Linked DNA regions of Homo sapiens: region 1 is linked to region 2. Evidence: read pairs that join two places in POLR2A ChIA-PET (ENCODE). Cell type or tissue: Panc1. All regions are shown on one strand. Each heading gives the region's core, and the rest is flanking DNA. Links, peaks and the distances in the headings are about the cores only.

The links. ChIA-PET counts read pairs that join two places held together with the same protein. Peaks named below come from ENCODE experiments on the same cell type or tissue, not always from the same donor. Only the 100,000 strongest peaks of a DNase experiment are listed, where the experiment ranks them.
Region 1: POLR2A ChIA-PET joins it to region 2 with 9 read pairs; 9 of 35 experiments call an interaction of 5 or more read pairs at or near these places.

What each region holds. Positions count from the first base shown.
Region 1 is chr5:16,917,225-16,920,140 of GRCh38, forward strand. The region is part of intron 1 of MYO10 (myosin X); the gene reads right to left. Among named protein-coding and RNA genes, the nearest start is that of MYO10, 18 kb to the right of the region's middle. In Panc1, for the core only: no CTCF peak of the experiment used is centred there; no DNase peak of the experiment used is centred there; H3K4me3 peaks cover 289 bases; H3K27ac peaks cover 2,217 bases.
Region 2 is chr5:16,999,352-17,002,267 of GRCh38, forward strand. No RefSeq gene overlaps it. Among named protein-coding and RNA genes, the nearest start is that of MYO10, 65 kb to the left of the region's middle. In Panc1, for the core only: no CTCF peak of the experiment used is centred there; a DNase peak (open chromatin) is centred at 1,120; H3K27ac peaks cover 718 bases.

The DNA of each region.
Region 1 (2,916 bases), core at 276-2,775, 82 kb before region 2:
GAAGAGTACACTATGGAAATTACTTTAGGAATAATGATTTTATTTAGAAAATGCAGCATATTAAAATAAAATACAAGAGGGAAGATTCTTGTAAGTCAATCTTTTATATCAGGTTTTCTTACCCTTAACACTATTGACCTATTAGACTGGATCAATCTTCATTGTGGGGGCTGCCCTCTGCAATTGAGGATGTTTAGCAGCATCCTCAGCTTCTACCCACTAGACACCAGTAGTCACCTCCCATCAGTGTTAACAACCAGAAATGTCTCCTGATACTTCTAAATATCCCCGGTGAGGCAAAAGTGCCTCCAGTTGAGAACTACCATTCTATGCAAACCAGTAACTCTAGCAGGACATGGTGGGTCATGCCTGTATTCCCAGCACTTTGGGAGGCTGAGAGGGGAGGAGAGGATCACTGGAACCCAGAAGCTCAAGACCAGCCAGGGCAACACAGGGAGACCCATCTCTACAAAAAAAAAAAGGAAAAAAAAAAGAAAAAATCAGATGGGCATGGTGGCACACATCTGTAGTCCCAGCTACTCAAAAGGCCGAACGGGGGAGAATCTCTTGAGCCCAGGAGGTCCGGGGTATAGTGAGCTGTGATTGCATCACTGCACTCCGGCCTAGGCAAAAAAGCAAGACCCTGGGTCCAAAAAAAAAGTAATTCTAACCTATGTATCCATCCCTTGATAACTTCCAGGCTACATACTTTACAACAAAGAATATTTCTGCTGATCTAACCATGCTAGCCACTTTCTTTTTAAACTACAGAATACGTATTCCATAGGAATAAAAAATATTAGCAGCTGCCAAGTAGCACCACCTTAACTAAATCACAGCCTTCAAAAGCTGGTTTAAATGTAAACCATCCATTACCTTTTAAAGTCTCACACTACTAGGAGAGTCAATTTCCAAAATAGTTTCTTAAAATTGTTATCATTAAACTTGAAAGAAACAGTTTCAAGTTTAATGGGTAAGGAAGATGTGAAGAGTCCAAAAGCCCAAAGCTGTGACTAGACAGCTGCGTGTCACTTCCATCTACAAGGCAGATAGAAGCATCAGCTCAGCAGCTCAGCAGATTACAAGCAAGATTTACAAACTGCATATGGATTCCAAAGCAAATACACTTTCCCTCAATATTGCTTCATGGAAGCTAGAGTTTACCAGAAATAGACGAAACTCCAAAAAAATAACTGATGAAATTCAGTGTGGCCTTGGCATTCCACACGGATGCTCCCTGGAAACACAAAATTTCACTGAAACTATTTTTCTTTTCTTTTTTTTTTTTTTTTTTTGAGACAGAGTTTCGCTCTTGTTGCCCAGACTGGAATGTAATGGCACAATCTCAGCTCACTGCAAACTCCGCCTCCTGGGTTCAAGCGATTCTCCTGCCTCAGCCTCCCGAATATGGGATCACAGGCATGCACCATCACGCCTGGCTAATTTTTGTATTTTAAGTAGAGACAGGGTTTCTCCATGTTGGTCAGGCTGGTCTCAAACTCCCGACCTCAGGTGATCCGCCTGCCTCAGCCTCCCAAAGTACTGGGATTACATGCGTGAGCCACCGCGCCTGGCCCACTGAAAGTATTTTTCGAGCCCTCACTCGGAACAGGGATCACTTACTTACGCCAATCACTCGGGATGAGTGTGCAGTTGCTGTCATCACAAAAAGAAGCAGAAGGTCTATGTTTCTGCTTTTGCTTGGCTATAGGAAAATTTCTATTCCTTGTTCCAGTCACTGGCAGAAATCAGCTAATTCCTTTTGGACTTGTATTACCTGACTGTTCTGCTCTGTATGGAGAAGCAAATATGCATTCCTGAAGATTTCCACACAGTCTCTATTCTTCCGACTTCAAAAGCCTACCAGAACGGCCAGGAGTGATAGCTCACACCTGTAATCCCAGCACTTTGAGAGGCCAAGGCAGGCGGGATCACTTGAGGTCAGGAGTTCAAGACCAGACTGGCCAACATGGTGAAACCCTGTCTCTACTAAAAACACAAAAATTAGCTGGTCGTGGTGGCAGGCGCCTGTAATTCGAGCTATTCAGGAGGCTGAGGCATGAGAATCTCTTGAACCCAGGAGACGGAGGTTGCAGTGAGCAGAGATCATGCCACTGCACTCCAGCCTGGGCAACGGAACAAGACTCCATCTCAAAAACAAAACAAACAAATAAACAAAAATCTACCAGAACAACTGCCTTCCCCTCCAAATGAGTTCATGGAGCTAGAGCTCTCTGGCCTCCTATCCTGGCTCTATCATTTCCCAGCTGTGTGAACTTGAGCAGACTACCTCCCTTCTCTAAGACTCTGTGTTCTCATACATAAAATAAAGATGTAAACAATACAATCACTTAGGACTACCAAGCAGATTAAATGAATTAATACATGTAAAAAGCTCAGCACAGTCCTAGCCCATGGTAAGTGTCCAATAAACCTTCACAAGTTAAATAATGGAATAAATAAACACACAGGCCGGGCGCAGTGGTTCACGCCTGTAATCTCAGCACTTTGGGAGGCCAAGGCAGGTGGATCACCTGAGGTCAGGAGTTTGAGACCAGCCTGGCCAACATGGAGAAACCCTATCTCTACTAAAAACACAAAAATTAGGCCGGGTGTGGTGGCTCACACCTGTAATCCCAGCACTTTGGGTGGCTAAGGTGGGTGGATCACGAGGTCAAGAGATCAAGACCATCCTGGCCAACATGGTGAAACCCCGTCTCTACTAAAAATACAAAAATTATCTGGACATGGTGACACATGCCTGTAGTCCCAGCTACTCGGGAGGCTGAGGCAGGAGAATCACTTGAACCCAGGAGGCGGAGACTGCGGTAAGCTGACATTGTGCCACTGCACTCCAGCCTGGCAACAGAGCGACATTCAGTCTCAAAAAAGAAAAAAAATTAGCTGGGCTTGGTG
Region 2 (2,916 bases), core at 131-2,630:
CACGGTTTCACCGTGGTCTCGATCTCCTGACCTCGTGATCCACCGGCCTCGGCCTCCCAAAGTGCTGGGATTACAGGCATGAGCCACCGCACCCGGCCAATTACATTTATTAAAACCATCGAAATAGCAAAGAACAAATTAGGAGAGACAGAAGGTATAATGGTGGTTGCTAGGCCTAGGTTGGGGGATAGGAATTTGAATTTAAGAGATACACAGTTTAAATTTGGGAAGATGAAGCAAGTTCTGGAGATAAATGGTGGTGATGGTTGCATAGCAGTGTGAATGTACTTAATGCTGCTGAGTTGTATAATTAAAAATGGCTAAAACTGTATATTTTATATATGCATGTTGTACCACAATAAGGTAGGGAAAAAAAAAAAAAAAGGCCGGGCACGATGGCTCACGCCTGTAATCCCAGCACTTCGGGAGACTGAGGTGGGCGGATCACCTGAGGTCAGGAGTTTGAGACCAGGCTGGCCAACATGGCAAAACCCCATCTCTACTACAAATACAGAAAAAGTAGCTGGGCATGGTGGCGGGAGCCTGTAATCTCAGCTACTTGGGAGGCTGAGGCAAGAGAATTGCTTGAACCCTGGAGCTGGGTGACAGAGCAGGACTCCGTCTCAGAAAAAAAAAAAAAAATTAGCTGGGTCTGGTGGTGCATGCCTGTAATCCCAGCTGCTTGGGAGGCTGAGGCAGGAGAATCGCTTGAACCCAGGAGGTGGAGGTTGCAGTGAGCCAAGATCGTGCCAGTGCATTCCAGCCTGGGCGACAGAGTGAGACTCCGTCTGCAAAGAAAAAAAAGAAAAATTAACAAAAAAAAAAAAAAAAAAAAAAAGAGAAAAAAAAGAATAATGCTAGAATTGGCCAGAAGAAGCTCCCAATTGAATTCACTAGAAAGTTTGTCGTTTGAGTCTTAGTAGAAAATAAGTAACAGTCTTCTTGAAAGAAATGTCAGGTCTATCTCCGCAGAAAGAAATGAGAGGAAAAAAAAATCGTAACAGCTTAGCATTTATAGGGTATACAACAGGGAGTAAAACACATATGAAAAATATCATGATAGAAGGCCTTTATTTAAAAGTGTGGTTGAAGGCTGCTGACTCACTGGATAACTGAAGTATTTGTGGCTTGAGTAATGGCTAAGCCAAGAATCCTGGAGTCAGTGAGACTCTTTCTTCCTTGGAAAAAGAAAAAAAGGAAAGATCAAGTAAATTCTATCCCATTCTGTCTTAGATATTTTGTTCAACAATGATTTTGACCAATCCCAAATTCCTCAAATGAGGGAGGAATGTTCCGTGTTTTTGTAACCTTGATTAACTGTGATATTATTCCAAGAAAGAAGCAGTATCCAGATGGGGCAGGAGGCACAAGGAAAGAGCTAAATTGGGAATTCATTTTTTGTTCCCAGTCAGATGATGGGTGTCTTATGTATGGGGTCAATGCCACATCTGATCTCATCCCGAGAAAATACTCTTTAACTAGCTGGGCAAAATGTCTGTACTGAAGTGGGAAGTAATTTGATTGACTAAACATCTGAAAGCTGTGGCTCACACCTGTAATCCCAGCACCTTCAGAGGCCGAGGCAGGTGGATCATCTGAGGTCAGGTGTTCAAGACCAGCCTGGCCAACATGGCGAAACTCCATCTCTACTAAAAATACAAAAATTAGCCAGGTGTGGTGGTAGGTTCCTGTAGTCCCAGCTACTTGGAAGGCTGAGGCACGAGAATCACTTGAACCCAGGAATTGGAGGTTGCAGTGAGCCAAGATTGTGCCACTGCACTCTAGCTTGGGCTTCAGGGAGAGACTCTGTCTCAAAACAAAAAATAACAACAACAAAAAACAAACAAACAGAAAACCCCCAAAACATCTGAAGACAATCTTACAGTCTTCTGCTATGGTATTTTATCTTACATTATTCTGATACTGATTATTTATCTTCCTAAGGTTGCCTTTATTTCATAGTGTTTTTTGGCATGAATAAAGTGATCACTTATGAATCAAGTGCTTGGAACTGCAATGGCCCAGAGACGCAGCTTTCTGCAAAGTCCACACCTACTAGGTTAGCAAGGCTCTAGTTATCTTAGGGAGGTTGTTGAGCATGGTCAAGTGAAGATGTTCTGGAAGCAGCTTTCCTGGGTATGAATCCCAGGTCTGCCCCTTATGAGAGACCTTGGACACTGACCCACATCTCTGTGTTTCAGTTTCTCTTCTCTAACATGAGAATGATCAGACTAGGCCTTACGTCAAAGGACTGTAATGAAAATATTATTTAAAACATAAGTACTCGGAACAGTGCCCAGTGTATAGGAAGTGGGCTATAAAAGTTGGCTATTATGACTATTAATCATCGATTCTTTGGAGGAAGACATGGCTAAAACAGTGAGACTGAAAGCTGTTTGGTAATTCTATAGCTTGGGAATCAGAAACCATTCATCATTTGCATTGGGGAGTTTGAAACTCCTGGCTACTATAAGCATGTAGAGCTGAAAATAAAATATTGGTGTTAATGAATTGTTCATGCATTCATTCATTTATTGATTCACCATGTGTCAGGAATTGGAGAAACCAAATCAATTATGGCATGATCACCGACCTAATGATGCTCGGTCTAGTGGTAGAAACACTCACATGAACAGATTATTATGCAACATGGAGGTGCAAAGATGGAGATATACACAAGGTAGTACTGAAATATGATGGAGGGGAACTTTAGCTCAGGGTGGGGAAGAGGAAAGAGTCATAATTCTTTGAGGAAGTAATCCCAGAACATACCTCCTTTGTCAAATAAGAAATTAATTCTTAAAAATCTGTAAATGTTTCAGTCTGTGTCTTCAAAATATAAGGATTTTCTCTTTCAACATAATCAAAATACCATTATTATTTCTAAAACAAATGACAATTGTTGCTTAACTATGA